2 separate regions of the Mus musculus genome follow, and region 2 is linked to region 1. The links are chromatin loops, found by intact Hi-C in ENCODE. Cell type or tissue: gastrocnemius. All regions are shown on one strand. Each heading gives the region's core, and the rest is flanking DNA. Links, peaks and the distances in the headings are about the cores only. Region 1 holds the start of Ranbp2 (RAN binding protein 2). Region 2 holds the start of Ccdc138 (coiled-coil domain containing 138).

Region 1 (9,185 bases), core at 672-8,671:
TATTTATTTATTTATTTATTATATGTAAGTACACTGTAGCTGTCTTCAGACACTCCAGAAGAGGGCATCAGATTTCGTTACAGATGGTTGTGAGCCACCATGTGGTTGCTGGGATTTGAACTCCTGACCTTCGGAAAAGCAGTCGGCGCTCTTAACCACTGAGCCATCTCGCCAACCCAACATCAAAATTTTAAGTTTCCTTTGTCTTTTAAATATAAACTTAAAAATGTTGAATTATGTTAAATGTGTGTGCATTCAGTCTTCTGGATAGAGGGGGAAAGCCCCTCTTGCCCCCCCTTTCTGTTTCATAGAAATTTTGTCTTTCCTGAGCTCACCTTAAAGATTGTTTAAGCTGTTAACAAATTTCTCTTTATTGTAAACTTAAAAAGATTCTTACAAGCTCCAGGAAACCCACTTGGATCTATTTTCATGGACCACACAGACTCCATCTGGATACGTATCCCTGCCAATCAATAGCAAGTTGCCACCTGCTGCCTATTCCAGAGGATAGGATTCCTCCCCTGCCCCCAACCACCAAGACCTAAGGGTTTTAAATGTATACCTAAGAAAAGGTTTTTCTTCTGAACCTACTTAACTTTATTTTCTGCCTCTAATATGTATATTTGTTTCAGCATCCTGCCACATCCAGGCATTTGCTCAAAATCTACACCCAGGACAGCTCCAGAGAAGCAACCCATAGATGCTCTGGTCTACCCTCCCAGATGCCTCTACTGGGCCTGTGCCTTTCTACCTGCCCATGGTCCCACAGACCCTGGACAGCAATGAAACACCCAGCTATCCCAAAACTTGGCCAGCATTCCCATCCCAATTTTCTTAGGTTTCCAAAAGACTCACTGTCTTAGTTAGGGTTTCTATTCCTGCACAAACATCATGACCAAGAAGCAAGTTGGGGAGGAAAGGGTTTATTTGGCTTACAATTCCATACTGCTGTTTATCACCAAGGAAGTCAGGACCGGAAACTCAAGCAGGTCAGAAAGCAGGACCTGATGCAGAGACCATGGAGGGATGTTCATTACTGGCTTGCTTCTCCTGGCTTGCTCAGCCTGCTCTTTTATAGAACCCAAGACTACCAGCCCAGAGATGGTCCCACCCACAAGGGGCCTTTCCCCCTTGATCACTAATTGAGAAAATGCCTTACAGTTGGATCTCATGGAGGTATTTCCTCAACTGAAGCTCCTTTCTCTGTGATAACTCCAGCTTGTGTCAGGTTGACACAAAACTAGCCAGTACACTCACCCATTGCCCCAGAGTCAGCAGGAAGTAGCTAAAGAATATGACATCCTACTCCTGACCCACCATCATCTCTAATTTCTCTTTTCAATTAAACCAAAATGGAGGAATGTTAGCATATCTTCTAGGCTTCATCCAACAGTTACCTGGCAATGGCCAGGTACAAGCCAGGAGTCAGGCATGTAAGGAATGTTCAAGCTTCTCTCTCTCTCTCTCTCTCTCTCTCTCTCTCTCTCTCTCTCTCTCTCTCTCTCTCTCCTCTCTTTATTTCCTCTTTCTCTCCATCTATGCTCTCTCTTCCTACATGTCCCCGGCCTGTCTCTTCCCTTCTTTCTCTCTTCCTCTCTTTCTTTTTCTGTCCTTCACTGTCTTCTTCTTTTCTCTGACTTTATTCTCTTCTCCAGACTCTGCTCCCTTCCAGGCCTCAAGTAAACTTCCTTTTATATACTAGGACTGTCCTATGGTTGACACCTCAGCGGGACCCCTCAACATGGGCTCACTAAGACACCCTCTCCTGCCACATCATACTGTGTTTATAAAGCACACAGCCTGGGAACACAGATTTAGGTTACCTCAAGCCCCATCACCCAACATGAAAAAGTTTTATAGAATAAAGAAAGTCATATAAATAAAGGTAAGCTTAACATATATCCTGATATATGAGAGATGTAGTAACAGTAAGGCGGAGAAGCTTTTTATAGTCCTATGACACTGCTGACATTTTGGGCTGTTTGCTGGTAGAAGCTGGTAGTCTGCTAAGTTAATAGATTCCAATGATTTTTAATCTATAGTTTACAGAATGTTAGTTCTGACACAGAGGTGAGCAAGATGCTGTTCTGGGACTAACCTAGTCCAAGGTAAGTGTATGCAAGGGCAAGGGGCACAGTAAAGAGACTGAAACGGCCACTCTTTGGGTAGACAAGGTAAAGTTTATTCCAAACAACAAAGGTTGTCTCTCTCAGGAAAAGCTGAGAGAAGGGAGATGGGGGAATATGTATCTGGGGAGGAGGGAAGCAAAGAGCCAGGATGCTGGCAAGGGGGCTTTGAATTGTATAACAAGTACTTGTAAGTATGGACTGGGGAGCCTGGGGGCTAGCGCAGAGCTGTAAATCCATTTCTGCCAGAGGTAAGGGAAATTACTCCTTTGGTAGATAGGAAACAGTTTCACAAGTTACTAAGGAATGCAGGCTTTTCCTAACCACTAGAAATCCTCCACAGTCCAGACTGAGTCTAAGTTAGATCCAATTTTGGAGTCAGTGGCATTTTTGGGGGATGGGTGGGGTACCCTTTGTATCTGACAATAAGGTATTTAACATCTGGAACTGCACCACTCTAACCTCTCCACTGCGGTTTTGATCAGTCTTTGCAGACAAAGGTTCTTTTCAGCAGTTGTCGTTTACGACAGTTTATTCACAATCTTGAGACTATTACTTAAAACTTTGTGTGTGTGTGTGTGTGTGTGTGTACATGAGGACGTGTGTGTGTGGGTTCTACGGGGGTCAGAACCCGGATTTAGATAGATGCCCTGGAACCGGCTGCTGAGAACTGAACTTCGGTCCTTCAGAGGACCAACAAGCACTCTTAACTGCGGAGCCATCTCTCTAGCACGAAGAGATTATTACTTTTAATATTCTAATATAATCTGTTCTGCTCATTGTTAAGTCACAAAACAGGCCCCTGAAGGCAATTGTTGCTGACAGCGTCCTAACGGCCGCCTCGATTCTTACCCAAACAGAAACCTAAAGTCATCATTTCTTAAAACCTCGTGAAGCCTGTTTCTGTTTGCCAGGAAAGCCACCACTTCCTCCTCTGCCCCTAACCGTCAACTACCCCGTGAGGTGCATCTCATCACGTAACGCTAATATTTCCACTCCGATTTATCTAAGCATAAAGACACTGTTCAACCAATATTAACCTTTATTCTGCTGAAACCGGAGGCAATGACGACGTTTGTCTCTTTAGAAGGAAATCAAGTGTTGACCAGATGCAGCACCCGAAAAGGTCGGATTTATTAGGGCACTGCCATTTTAGGTCCGCTTTGTGACGTAGCACCAGTGAAATCTATAAAGCCTTTCCCGGGGAAAGGGAGTTCGTCTCGATCGTTTGCGAAACGGTCACGTGGTCTGGAGCGCGGGCGTGGCGGGGTGACAGCGAGCAGGCGCTCCAGGCCGCAGCGCGGCGCACAGTGATGACGCGCGCCGCACGCCCTGTGCCCATCCGTTCGCGACGGAGCTGCGTCACCGGTGTTCGGCGCTCACCTCCTGGAGCCCGCAGTCGCTGTAGGCCCCAGGGCTGGTCTGCCGCTCCTGGGGAGCCTGGTCCGCGGCGCGATGAGGCGTAGCAAGGCCGACGTGGAGCGGTACATCGCCTCGGTGCAGGGCTCCGCCCCGTCGCCCCGAGAGGTAAGCGGGTCTGGTCCGGTGGCGGTGGCGCCGGTGTCATGGCTCCCGGCGGCCTCGGCTCCCCGCTGGAGTGGAGGCGGTCGCGGGCGGCGTGGCGCTGCTGAGCACCGGAGGCGTGGGGACTGCGGCCGCCAGCGTTTCCTCTTCATGGCTATCCGCGGGCCCACTCGGGCCTGGCTTCTTCGGCCTCCGCTCCGTAGGCCGTCGTGGGGCGCTCTGCGGGGTTCGCCCGCCCGCCCGCCCGGCGTCGTCGGTCTCCCGGATAGCTAGGCCCTGTCACGGCTGCCGTGTCTCGGGGGGAGGCTGACACCGCGCGGCGGTGGGCTTGCACGGTTGTGTGGGTGGCTCCACGGACGAAGCAGGGCGGGAAGGAAGGGCGCGTCAGCATAAACGACACGGAAGGCCCATAATTTAAGTCTTCTAGTGCTGTGCCCCGCTTCCCCAAACCCCTTTTGGAGGCTGCTAGTCGGAATTCCTTCTAGGCGGTAGTTGCAATACCTTAACATTTCTAACGTTATTTCGCAACGTGTTTTGTGTGTGTGTGTGTGTGTGTGTGTGTTTAAGATCATTAACGTTGTGTTTATTTTGGGTTCTTAAAGAGTGTTGGCCGGTGGAGAGAGATGTACAGAGGCTCTACAGTCAGTTATTTTTTGGGCGGGGGAGGGGTGTGTTGAACAATCAAGTTCTACCATTGGTAAACTAACTTGGTACAGTATAGACTCTTCATCAGTAAACGGCATTTTGACCTTGTTAGTGTTATTTAGTGTTACCGAGGATGATTCGTGTTAACATTTAGGGCAGACTTTGAGATACAAAGAGTCAGAGGGCTTCAATTTTTGTTTACAAACGCCCAATTCAGTTGTGTATATATATATATATATATATATATATATATATATATATTTTACATTCTGTCTCTGAGGGTTTTATGGTCATCTATATAAACCAAAGTTCATGAACATACAAGTCAAATGGCATAATTTTTGTTGTTGTTGTTGTTGTTACTTAAAGTCTCTTCTTTAGATGGCTTCTGCAGGTTAAATAATCCAGTCCAGCAAATCTACAACCCCTCCCCCAAAGCGATTTTAAAAGTCTCAAGTTCATTTAGTGCTGGTATGCCCAAAGTGGGAAATTTTACACCCAGTTTCCTCTGATGGATCAAAATCAGAATGCCATGGTACAAGAGTTATATGAAAGTGCTTTTGGGTTTCTGTCTATAAGGTGTACATTTTAGATAAATGTGTTTATATTAGATTTAGGATTTGTTACCAGGATATCTAACATGCTTGAAGATATTTAAAAATCTAAAAAAACAAGACCCTGAAATCTAAAAATGCCAAGCATTTCAGATAAAGCATACTAAAGTATCTAATACTATTGTATTAATTGTATGTAAATGTGTAAATGGTTGTTAAATTATGTTAGGAACCATTTCAAAGTCTCTACATATTCAAATATGACTTTTGAGTTGTTTTTCTTTGTTTTGAGACAGAGTTTCTATTATGTTCTGGAACTCACTGTGTAGATCAGGCTGGCCTCAAACTCACAGAGATCCACCTGCCTCTTCTTCCCAAGTTCTGGGATTGAAGGTGTGTGCCACCACATCCTGCTACTATTTTTTTTTTAATATTTATCGAAGGTTGGTTGGGTTGGTTATATTGATTTGGATAGTATGACAACTATAAGACATTTTTTGTTTTAACTAGTTCCATTGTTCAATTTTTTTTTTTTTTTTTCTTTTTGGACAGGGTTTCTCTGTATAGCTCTGGCTGTCCTGGAACTCATTTTGTAGACCAGGCTGGCCTCAAACTCAGAAATCCGCCGCCTGCCTCTGCCTCTGCCTCCCAAGTGCTGGGATTAAACGTGTACGCCATCATGTCCAGCTCAGTCATAATTCTTATTTCCAATTTTTTTTGTATTTTTAAAAAAGATGATGCTAAACGCGTTCTATTAAGAAATAATGCCACAGGCCCTTCTTTTCTGTGTTCCTGGTGACCTCTTTTTCTATTTATGAATTTGGTTATTTTTTATTTTTCATTTGTAGAATCTTATATTTGTCCTGTTAGTATATTTTTAAGGTCATCCATGTTGTAGCAGGTGTTGGGAGAATTATTCCTTATTAATTCCTTATTATTATTACTACTATTAATCTTTTCTTTTAAAGGTTTTATTTGTATTTATATGAGTACACTGTAACTGTTTTCAGGCACACCAGAAGAGGGCATCAGATTCTATTACAGATGGTTGTGAGCCACCATGTGGTTGCTGGGAATTGAACTCAGGACCTCTGGAAGAGCAGTCTGTTTTCTTAACTGCTGAGCCATCTCTCCAGCCCCTATTGTTATTCTTTAAATAGTTTTTCAGATGGGGTTTCTGTGTGTAGCCCTGGCTATCCTGGAACTAACTTTGTAGATCTGGCTAGTTTGAATTCAAGAGAGCAGCCTGCTTCTTCTGCTATAGTGGCATTGAGTGCTGGGATTAAAGGCGTGTGCTACCACTGCCCAGCTTTTTTGTGGGGAGCGGTGAGTGGCTGAATATTTTAATATTATAAGATAATTTTTAAGATATTTATAAGTTAACATTATAAGATTATATATTACCTTAGGTATGCTACATGTGGTTATTCATTCACTGTTGATTGACACTTAGGTTGTTTATATCTTTTGCCTAATACATATAATGCAACAAACATTGATATAAAAACATTTGAGTGCTTGCTCACCAATGTTCTGCTTGATACTTAAGCTTAATACCTTACTACATTTTATTTTGGGAGCGTGTGTGTGTGTGTTTATGTATGTATATGTGTATGCTCACGTGTGTAGAAGTTAAAGGTAAGTTTGCTGCAGTTGGTTCTCTTCTGCCATGTGAGGCCTAGGGATGGGATTTAGGTCTTTAGGCTTAATGCCAGGTACATTTACTCACTGAAGCCACGTTGTCAGTCCTAATTATATTTAGTCTTTAAAAAAAATTTAAATTTATTTTTATGTGTGTAGGTGTACTGCCTACATGTATGTCTATGTATCTTTGTGTGTGCTTGTGCCTAAGGAGGCCAGAAGAATGTATCAGATCCCCTGCAGCCCCAGTTATCTTAAATATTATGTTCATATAGTTTACAAATTTATAGTAGCGATATATCTCCTCTACTTGTCCTAGTGAACTTGCAAAAGCACCTCTAGTCAGATATATACATTGATTGTATATTGTAATATTGTTTTTGAATAACTAAAGCTAATACTGAATTACAAGTTTGTCTGACTTAGCTAAAAATTGAAGGGGCTGGAGAGATGGCTTAGAGGCTAAGAGCACTTACTACTCTTGCAAAAGACACTGGTTTAGTTCTCAGGACCCACATGGTGGCTCATAATTTGAGTTCCAGGGGATACAACACTAATTTCTGACCTCCTCCAGCATCACACAGGTATGTGGTGTACACAACCTACATGCAGACAAGTAAATTGGATAAACAAACTGTTAAAAAAAATTGAAAGTAAATACAACTTGCTATTGTCATGTCATGTTCAATTTTCAAATATAATCTTGTAAATCATTTGTAAAGTTGGGTAGCAGAAAGAGGTATTAATAAATTAAGACTGCAATACATAAAAGATACATACTAATGCATAGTAGCTCATAACCGTAATCCCAGTTCATTTGCAGCCTGGGCTGTAGTGGCATTTCAGGTCAGTTTGTGCTAGAGCTAGAAGATGGCTTCAAAACAGAACCAGATTCTGTTACACGTGAACATTTGGTTCTTTCCAAAATATGGAGAAAGGGATTGGTTTGTTTAATGGGTGGGTTATCTAGTAGGTATTGCTTGAAAATTGATGGTTGGTTTTAGAAACAAAGGCTCCAGTGTATACTACTTGGAAAAATAGGTGTTATATTTCAAAATAATTTTAGAGAAACTGAAAGAATAGGGATGAAAATTTTACGAATCTCAAGTGAGAATAGCTTTTCTTAGCATATTACCACTAAAGTAAATAGCAAAAAAACCAATTTCATTGCTTAAGAAATCAGTCTTGCTTGAGCTGGGCGGTGGTGGTGCACGCCTTTAATCCCAGCACTCGGGAGGCAGAGGCAGGTGGATTTCTGAGTTCGAGGCCAGCCTGGTCTACAGAGTGAGTTCCAGGACAGCCAGGGCTATACAGAGAAACCCTGTCTCAAAAAACAAAAAACAAGCAAATAAAAAAACAACAAAAACCTAAACCAAAACAAAATACCAAATTTTATTTTAGCCTTGTGTAAAATGCTGGTCTGTAAAGAAAATAGTACGTTGACCAGGGAATTTCTAGTACCTTAATGGTTCTGAAATGCTTTCCCAAGGAGACTTCTTACACATGGTAGGAAAAGAGTGATTTCTAGTATATGTCTCTTTCCCCAGACAAGTTGTTTTCTGTGTACTTCTCTGTAGAGTGATGCCAGTGAGTCAGTACAAAACATGCTGGGTAATACTTGGTGGGTAATACATAAAACATGCTGGGTAATACTTGGTGGGTAATACATAAAACATGCTGGGTAATACATGGCCAAGCATCCCTAGCCAGTCAGAATGAGTGAAGCTGTGTGTGTGTCTGACTGTGTCTGTGTCTCTGTCTGTCTGTAAGCTCAGGCTGGTTTTGAGTTTAGGATGGCTTTGAACTCATGATCTTTTTGCTTCTATTTCCTGAGTGCTTAGGAGTACAGATATGAATTACTTTACATGCCTTGAAATGTAGCTTCTGATGTCTGTTTTAACTATCCTTGAATTTATTTTTTATGATAGAAATTATAATATTTGGGACCATTAACTTTTAAAACACTAGGCAGCATTTTTTACCTTTTATATAAAAAAAATAGTATTAAACTTGTTAGGGTATTTTTTTTGGTACTTTGAAAAAAATGCAATATTTGAAAATGTGAACAGTAAAACCACTCAACTCTCTTTTTTAGAAGTCAATGAAAGGATTCTATTTTGCAAAGCTGTACTATGAAGCTAAAGAATATGATCTTGCTAAAAAGTAAGTACCAAACTGGAAATGTTTTAATTTTTCATCCTTGTAATAGGAAAAACTGCTAAAGAACACATTTTTTCTTTCAAGTGTATTCTGGAATCAGGAATTAACTGCTCTCAGACAATAGTTAGATTGAGCCTCTAACAAGTATTTCTTACTGCTTTCTGTTTATATCTAGTGCAGAAGTTACTTGGTTTAAAACACTTTTTCTAAAATTGCTCTCGGGTAGGATGAAAGAGATCATTCCTGTTTGTCAATTTCTTCTTGGTTAGCTATCTGGTGCTTCAGGTGGCTGGAGATAAGCAACAGACACAGACTCAGTGCTAACAGTTGAGCAGTTGCTGTCTTGTCAGTAAGGCAAGAGACTTGCTGAGTCTCATTTCCTTACTCAGAGTAGCCTAGAGGTGGAAGTTACACTGGAGGCAGATTATGAAAGCAGTGATAGGAAGAGGAGGGCACTTGGTAGTGAGAAAGGCTGCATGTAACCTTGGTTTTAAAAGGATAGTTCTTTAATACCACACTTAGTTACTTATCTCTC
Region 2 (9,185 bases), core at 547-8,546, 50 kb after region 1:
GTAATTGTTACAGACAGTATAGTAATTATGTTCACCTTTTGAAAACAGATGTTTCCGATGTATAAATGTAAAATTGTAGCTTATAGCTGTTGTCACTTTTTAGTGTGTAATAATTGATCTTGCATGGTGTGAAATAAAAGTTTAAACACTGGTGTATTTCAGGTGTACTTATTTTTATGTACTCCTGACATATCTATATTAGAATGGCTAATACAAATTTTGTTAAAAGCAATAGAATTTCCCAGACTATTGAAGTAATATGATATATGCAACTTATTTTAATTCCTGTTAAGATATCTGGACTTCCTGCATGGTACTTATCATTGAATAAGGGGACCATAATGCAGATAATTTTATTTTAGATTTGAAATATATATATATATATATATATATATATAGTAATCTTAGCTATTCCTGTGCTCATTTATGTATAGACTGACATATGGATAGAGCCACAGAAGATAGGAGTTAACCAAAGTGCTCTTCTGTCATTTTTATGCTCCTGTGTAGTTAAAAATTAACTTTTAAGTAGGATACTGTCTTTTCTTGATATGTTGTGCTCTTTTGAAGACGTTAATTTTTACATTTTAAATAAGTTGATCATTTCCTTAGCTAGCCTTCTCTCCTTCCTCCCCATCCTCCTTTCTTCTCTTCCTTTTTTCCTTCTTTCCATTCACATTTCTGTTACCTGTCTCTACTACCTCAGAAACTTCAGCTTGGTCCTGATGATAGAATTGGATTTTTCTCTAGTTCTTGTGATAAAGTATCAATATTTTTAAAAGATCTATACCATGTTCTTTGGTTAAAGATTTGCTTTATATTAGATTGTTGCAGTACCTTTTTCTGGTGAATTTTGTAGCAGAAATAAAGTGATAATTGATAACAGCCATGACATTTAAAACATTTGATTACTTGTGCATCTAAGTTGTCTGTTCCTTCCGTAACTAGATGTGATTTCTGCCCAGTGCTCTGAGTGTCAAAGTGAAGAAATTCAATGAAGCATGGGTAAATGGTGGGAGTAACTATGAATCTCTTAAGGTAGCCAAATGAAGGAGATTCCCACTGTCCCTACCTGCTATCCATTGAAACCAGACAGCCAAGGGAATGGGCCTGGTGGAATCAGCAGGGAAAGAAGACCCTAAATGAGATCAGCTAAAGGCCAGCACTCTGAGCTCGAACTTCAACATCAAGAGTTTGATAAACACTGAAAATGTACTTGGATATGGTTTGTGTTAAGTTAGGCAAACAGAAGGGGATGTTCTTATGGGCTTACTCAATAAAGAACTAAAAAGAATCTAGTTAGACCATACAATCTTCTATTATCCAAATGTAAGTATCCAGTCATTTCTGTTGTGTCCAACCATTAGATTAGGTAAGGCAGGTTATGGCTTACTTAATGAATTTATACAATAGCAAGCACCACTATAAAAATACTTAATCTTGTAACCAGGTACATGAAATAAACCTACTTCAATTTGGCCTTGTAAAAAGAACCATGTCCATTTAGTGGCTTTTTTGGAAACCTGTGTAATATAAATTCATATAAATTTCAGCTGAGAAGCTAATGCCATATTTTTAAGTAAATGGAATTTTTAAAAATTTTTAATTTTTCTGTACCCCAAGATTGCCTTGCTAAGGTTGGACTTGAATTCTTGATCTCCACTGTGGTTACAGGCATGTGGCATGGTTGCAAATACTTTTAAGAGACATTATTTCAAAACATTAAGGCTATTAAAGACATTTTTTTAAAGATTTATTATATATACAGCATTCTGCCTGAATGTATGTCTGCAGGCCAGAAGAGGGCACCAGATCGCATTATAGATGGTTATGAGCCACCATGTGGTTGCTGGGAATTGAACTTAGGACCTCCAGAAGAGCAGTCAATGCCCTTAACCTCTGAGCCATCTCCAGCCCAAAGACCTTTCAAAAACGTGACAAAATGGCAGGTTAAACTAACTATTGCTATTTATTTATAGTAGAGGTGTTTACAACTTGATGAGTTACCAAAGGTTGTGAGCCACCATTTGGGTGCTGGGAATGGAACTCGACTCCCCCAGGAAGAACTAAAAAGAATCTAGTTAGACCATACAATTTTCTATTATCCAAATGTAAGTATCGAGTCATTTCTGTTTTCTTGTCTAATGTTCTTAATGGCTGAGCTATCCAGCTCTAACAAAGAAGTTTAAAAATAAGCTTGTGGCATTTTATATGATGCTTGATATATAAGAACAATGTGATCTGTTGTTTATTCACTGATGATGGTATAAACTCACATTGATAGGTTTTAAGCTCATTAAAATCTACCCCCAAGCCGGGCGGTGGTGGCACACGCCTTTAATCCCAGCACTCAGGAGGCAGAGGCAGGCGGATTTCTGAGTCTACAAAGTGAGTTCCAGGACTGCCAGGGCTACACAGAGAAACCCTGTCTCGGGGAAAAAAAAAAAAATAAAAAAAACAAAAAATCCAAAAAAAAAATCTACCCTGAAAACCAAAATAAAACAATTACACAGTTTAGGTGGTAGGTTTTTTTTTGTTTGTTTGTTTTAAATATTTATTATATGTAAATACACTGTAGCTGTCTTCAGACACTCCAGAAGAGGGCATCAGATTTCGTTACAGATGGTTGTGAGCCACCATGTGGTTGCTGGGATTTGAAGTCAGGACCTTAGGAAGAGCAGTCTTAACCTTGCTGAGCCATCTCACCAGCCCCTAGGTGGTAGTTTTTAGCAAAAAGTATTTTAAAAAAAGATTACTTTACATATAGGAGTACACTGTAGCTGTCTTCATATAAACCAGAAAGAGGGCATCAGATCCCATTACAGATGGTTGTGAGCCACTATGTGGTTACTGGGAATTGAACTGGGGACCTCTGGAAGAGCAGTCAGTGCTCTTAACCACTGAGCCATCTCTCCAGCTGGCAAAAAAGTATTCTTTAGGCAATGTTTTTATAGTGAGTTTTTTGTCTATTGCTAAAGTATCAACTTCTGTAAGTTAAAAAGTTATCCAGAGAATTTAGGGGCTGCTACAACACATGTCTACTATTTCTCAGTGTTAGTGTATCTCAAAGAAAAACTGAACAGGTAGGAGCTTGTGTGATAAGTTGAACACACCAAGTACTATGTGCTGTTGCATAGCTGGGAAAGAGGTTTCTGTGTTTTAAACGAACATTTTTTCATTTTATGAGGCAGATCACCCGGTAGTTGAGGCAGTTAATTGCCCCAACTGCTTATGACCCTGTAGCCCAGGCTGGCCTCCAGCCTCCACCTTCCCTGCCTATATTCGATTATTTTTGTACCACCTATGGAAACTGGCAAAGGAGTATAATCAGCAGTTAATGCGCTTAGCGCTCAGACATGTCCTGATTTTTCTGTGATTGTAAATCACTTTTGATGAAGAGACCCTGTTTAGTCTAATTTTATGTAGTGCACAGTAAAATTTACCCTGTAGTCCCTGTGGTCTCCAGCCTTGGGGAGCATTCTGGCTCTCTGCTGTGGAGAAGTTATTCGCCTTCCTGCTGGCCGAGCCAGCGCTCTCAAGGGAATCTTTCTTCTCTTCTCCCCCTCCCCCTCTCCCTCTCCCTCCTTTTTTTTTCCTTTTGGTTTTTCGAGACAGGGTTTTTCTGTGTAGCCCTGGCTGTCCTGGAACTCACTCTGTAGACCAGGCTGGCCTCGAACTCAGAAATCCGCCTGCCTCTGCCTCCCAAGTGCTGGGATTAAAGGCGTGGGCTACCACTGCCCGGCAGAACTCACCTTTTTCATGCTTCACATTTATGGCGGGTAAAAGACTTGGAACTGAGAAACTCTAAGGGGCAACCGAGAACTGGGTTGTAGTGTATCCTCCTACCGGCTTCCGGCGTCCTCGGGGGGCGGAGCCAGGCGTCGTGACGTACTGCCCGCCCTGACGTGACTGTGAACCCGGTTTCCCGGGCGACCGCAGTCAGAGACTCACCATGGAGCGCAGGGTGGTCAAGCCACCGGGACAGGATATGGTAGTGGAGCGTCTCAAAAGCCGCTACGGCCTGGCGGGAAGGTGCCCCGTGGAGGTGAGATGGGTGGAAGCCGCGGTGGGCTCTGCTGGGCGGCCGCGGGAGGTCGCTAGCCCTGCCTTCCTCGGGGAGGCTCACTAGAGAGTTCCCGCCCTCGGGGAAACCGCCTCGACGGACGGGGCGTGGCTTTGGTCCTGGTAACCAATGCTGGCGGTGACCAAAGTGCAGCAGGCACGGAAGACACTGTAGTTCCTTCTGGAAAGCATCTTACTCCGAAGTAATTGCAAACTTACAGAAAAGTTGTGGCGATGTGCATTCTTGTAGTCCTCCCTTGAGAGCGCCATTCACCAGGAGAGTCTTGCCATTTTTGAGGCGGGGCCCCCACTGAGGTCTTTGCTAATATCTTGTGAGAGGTCGGCCAGATCACATCTTCGATGAATCCTGGAAGAACAGAAGCGGGAGACCAATTACATACCTCAGTTTGCACGACCAGATTCGGTTTTTTTTTTTAAATCCTCACCCTCTGATAACAGAGTTAGGTGTTTACAGTTCAGCTGAGAAGCCTGCTTGACAGCCCAGCATGGTCAAGGTTATATAAAGCATAACAATGTTGTCTTCAAAAAAATCATCTGAGGTATGGGAACATCATTTACCCTGACTTCTCCAGAAGGTGAGCAAGGTCGCAGGCATTCCTCTGTTCCTTCCCACATTTGCTGGCTTTCCAAAACCCCTTCTTGAGAAATAGCAATATTTCCCAATGTTCCGGTGACCATGACACAAATTCATTCTATCCTCACATAACCTTAATTGAGACTCCAACACATACTCCTCTAGCTTGCTTTTCCTGTGAAGCACATTCTCTTTTAAAGCCTTATTGATATTTTCCAAGAAATTTAGTATTGTGATAATAAACAGGATAGTGTATAGTTTGTACACAGATTACCACAATGATAAAGCATACCCTGGTGCAGATACTACCTGGGGTCCGAACATTACATTTGATTGTGTGTGGTTGCCTTTAATCTACAACAGATGTCCACACCTAGTTTCTTGTAACATTAGTGCTTGCACAAGGTGGAAGACGTGTGTATTAGAATGTCTCTCAGTTTGAGTTTGTCTAACGGATAGCTTCTGATTTGATTCTGGTTTTGTATTCTTGGCAGGAAAACGACATGACTGGTGTGTGGGCTGCTCTGATGAATCAACAGGTACATGCTGTTTGTCTAATTAGTGATGCTGATCTTGGGTTGAGTGGTGCCCCTAGGTTTGTCCATGCTAACCTTTGTAATTATGGAAAAGTATTTTAAGAGAATAGGTCTTAGTGTTTAACTTAAGTGTATCTTTCTCCTCACCTAGCATGAACTTTCAGATTTTGACCAGACTAAATATAAAAGAAGAATTGTGACCTCCCCAGGTAAGCCAAAAGAAAATTTTGTATATTTGAGTATTTTAACAAATTTAACTTGAGAGAGATTTATAGAAATGTTTAGACCTAGGCTTATTGTTACTCATTTTTCATTAAAAAAAATATTCAGTCTGATAATCACCTAATTGTGAATTTAGAGTTGAATGTGTGAGATGTCTTCTAAAACTAAATTTATCGAGGGATTTTGGTGTGTGTGTGAGATGTAATTTATAATATGCGTGCCTTTTACTTTTCTTTTGTGGTACTGGGAGTCGAATCTAGACTATTAATCAGTTCTGAGGAAGTTGATCAGTGCTTAGCAAGTGCTCAGTCACTAAACCATGTCCCCAGCTGGTATGTTTGCTTTTGAAAAATGTTAAAAAAAATTGTACAGAATATACTGCACGGAAAATACTAGTAAGTTTTATTTAGGCAAGAAAGAATGTACCAGCCGGGCAGTGGTGGCGCACATCTTTAATCCCAGCACTTGGGAGACAGAGGCAGGCGGATTTCAGAGTTTGTGGCCAGCCTGGTCTACAGAGCAAGTTCCAGGACAGCCAGTGCTACACAGAGAAACCCTGTCTTGAAAAAACAAAACAAAACAAAACAAAAAAAGAATATACCAGAATGAAAAATAAAGGGAAAATTTATCAAGTTGGCTTGTAATGTTTTTTGATAAGCTGAAACATTTTATGGTAATAAGTATTAAAAATTAATTCATTAACTTGTTAATACTTCAGAGCTAATATTTATTAGTTAAACATAATAATCATTAAACTTTGGTAGTTGCAGCATGAATAGTGTCTTTAACTTCATCAAGATATGGGAGTTGGGACTGAGAACTGGCTGGGACCTGAGCTGAGTCTGAGGACTGAATGGAAACTGGCTGGGTCTGAAGACTGGCTGGGACTGAGCTGGGTCTGAGCTGAGTCTGAGGACTGAATGGAAACTGGCTGGGTCTGAAGACTGGCTGGGACTGAGCTGGGTCTGAAGACTGGCTGGGACTGGCTGGGTCTGAGCTGGGTCTGAGGACTGAATGGGTCTGAGGACTGGCTGGGTGTACTGGCTAGTTTTGTGTCAACTTGACACAGGCTGGAGTTACCACAGAGAAAGGAGCTTCAGTTGGGGAAATGCCTCCACAAGATCCAGCTGTAAGGCATTTTCTCAATTAGTGATCAAGTGGGGAGGTCCCCTTGTGGATGGTGCCATCCCTGGGCTGGTAGTCTTGGTTCTATAAGAGAGCAGGCTGAGCAAGCCAGGGGAAGCAAGCCAGTAAAGAACATCCCTCCATGGCCTCTGCATCAGCTCCTGTTTTCTGACCTGCTTGAGTTCCAGTCCTGACTTCCTTTGGTGATGAACAGCAATGTGGAAATGTAAGCTGAATAAACCCTTTCCTCCCCAACTTGCTTCTTGGTCATGATGTTTGTGCAGGAATAGAAACCCTGACTAAGACACTGGGACTGGCTGGGACTGAGCTGGTCTGAGGACTGGCTGGGACTGAGCTGGTCTGAGGACTGGCTGGGTCTGAGCTGGGTATGAGGACTGACCGGGTCTGAGCTGGGTCTGAGGACTGGCTGGTAGAGTGGAGAGCTGTATAGGTCTGATTTATACAAGTCAAGGGGCTCAGTCTAATTTCCAAAATACGTTACATAATGGTAGGAGACAAACTGCACTCTTGGATAAAAGCATAAATGAACTTGATAAGTTTAAAAAAAACTGAAATACCCTGTCTGCAAGGATTTGAGTTACAGCACTTTCAGGAAAGTTACGTGTGATATTAAAGGCAGAATGGTTACAGTTTCTGGAATATCAGAATTAGGTCTGTAGACAGATCAATTAAAGGAAAAAAAAAAGAGGTAACCAGTTAAAGTTGGTTGTAAGCAGTAGTCAAAAATAGCCGGGCGTGGTGGCGCACGCCTTTAATCCCAGCACTCGGGAGGCAGAGGCAGAGGCAGGTGGATTTCTGAGTTGGAGGCCAGCCTGGTCTACAGAGTGAGTTCCAGGACAGCCAGGGCTACACAGAGAAACCCTGTCTCGAAAAACCAAAAAAAAAAAAAAAAAAAAAAAAAAAAGAAAGAAAGAAAGAAAGAAAAGAAATAACTGCAAATACTCTGGATCTTTAGAATTTATTAGAAGAAAGGAATTATTTCCACCTCTAACCCAGACAATGAAGAGAGATTAAAAGGCTTTAGAGATTAGCAGACTTTTAAAAAAGATCGACTTGGACTAAAGTGTGTATTCACTGAGTTTATAGTCACTAGTGGTAACCCTAAAACTGTAAGCATCCTTTGAGACCTGAGTCTTAATGACTCAATATGCACTGATTGATTGTGCTTCTTGAGTTCACAGCAGAACTTCTGGAGACCAGCAGTTTTCAAATTTCTTGCCGGTGTCTGTATAGCTTTACTTTGTGGTCTATAATTTATAAATATCACTCGAAAACTGTTTTTTTTTTTAGTTGAGAATCATTTTGTAACAGAATTGTCAACTGTTATATACCTGAAATTCTTTGGTACTGTGTGATGTTTCTGTGTTGTATGAAGAAAGCTAGAAATACTACACCCCCAAATATGTCCCTTAAGTTTAAATACTATAAGAAGCACTAGAGTCAGAAAAACTTCATGAGATGGAGAAGATGGCTTAGTTGGCCAAGTACTTGCTTTGAAAGCATAAGGACTCCAGTGTGGGCCATCCAGAATATGTGAAATCCAGTGTGGGTCATCCAGAACATGTCAAACCCCCGTTCGGCAGTATGCCCTTGTAACCCTGTTCCTGGGAAGGTGGAGATAGGTGGATTCCTGGGACTTGCTGGCCAGTGTCTCATCACTTGTTTAAGAACCTAATCTTTGTTGAAGATTCTATGTATGTCAGATGTCTAAGCCATGCTTTGAATAATCTTTCACTGAAGCTTCTCTGTGTGAAGTGTACTGTGCATTAATAAACTTGCTTGCTTTACTCTTGTTAGGTTGTCTTTGGTCACCAGTGTTTCTCCCAGGTATGAATTTATGAGAGTTGAAGATAGATTGTGTTTGTTCCCTGACAGATATATTTGTTTAATTAAAAATTTAGGGGAGAATTGATAAAGCATGTGCCCTTTATACAGTGACTGAGGTCATACTGCAGCAAGCATTGCAGCAGACCCCTTCTTCCACCCAACCTCTATTCCTTGGAGACTCTGCCTCTTGGTGCGGGTCCAGGGCATTCTTACCTGTCCCATCTGACTCTCAGCTTTCCTTTTCCCCATCTCCACTGCTTTGTGTCAGCTGCAAATCTTGAGAAACTTCCTACCAGGGACCCCCTCAATAGCTACACTGTGCTGGGACTCAGGTAGGCAATCTTCACTATGCTTCCTGTTCTCCATTCCGATCTCTGCAAATTTACTCTTAGTCCTGTAGCACCCTGGCGACAGGAGCCTGTCCTCCCACCCCACCTCCCTTCTTTGAGGTATCCACCTCTTGATGTAGACCCAGGGTTCCCTTAACCACTGACCTACTCAGCGTTCCCCTCTAGCTCATCTCCATTCCTTTGTGTCACCTCAACTTGCAGAAGTACTCTCTGCTGTACTAGCCTAGCCATAGCAACCGTACTAGCCTAGGATCTAGAATGGACAGCAGCTATTAAGGAATGGAACACCCACCCAGCAAAGATAAGACCAGGTATCTACACCAAGAAATACCTCAAACATCAAAACTCTAGATGCCTGGATCCCAGCACAAAAGCACAACCATGAACAGCCATGACAATATGCCTCCTTCAGAAGCCAAGCATTCCTGTTGTAACAGGCTGAGAAAT

Evidence for each region. Peaks named below come from ENCODE experiments on the same cell type or tissue, not always from the same donor. Only the 100,000 strongest peaks of a DNase experiment are listed, where the experiment ranks them.
Region 2: a loop joins it to region 1, with 2.6 times the contacts of the local background. A loop is called at or near these places in 15 of 42 quality-filtered maps.

What each region holds. Positions count from the first base shown.
Region 1 is chr10:58,443,399-58,452,583 of GRCm38, forward strand. It overlaps Ranbp2 (RAN binding protein 2), which reads left to right and starts at 3,454. Exons shown (of 29, transcript NM_011240.3): 1 at 3,454-3,653; 2 at 8,586-8,653. The coding sequence starts at 3,582. In gastrocnemius, for the core only: CTCF peaks have their summits at 3,743 and 3,952; DNase peaks (open chromatin) are centred at 2,819 and 3,423; H3K4me3 peaks cover 3,038 bases; H3K27ac peaks cover 2,490 bases.
Region 2 is chr10:58,494,018-58,503,202 of GRCm38, forward strand. It overlaps Ccdc138 (coiled-coil domain containing 138), which reads left to right and starts at 3,920. Exons shown (of 16, transcript NM_001162956.1): 1 at 3,920-4,045; 2 at 5,152-5,196; 3 at 5,345-5,402. The coding sequence starts at 3,953. It overlaps Ranbp2 (RAN binding protein 2), which reads left to right. Exons shown (of 29, transcript NM_011240.3): 29 at 1-138. In gastrocnemius, for the core only: CTCF peaks have their summits at 1,772 (motif pointing right) and 4,078; DNase peaks (open chromatin) are centred at 3,549, 3,910 and 4,122; H3K4me3 peaks cover 1,574 bases; H3K27ac peaks cover 1,683 bases.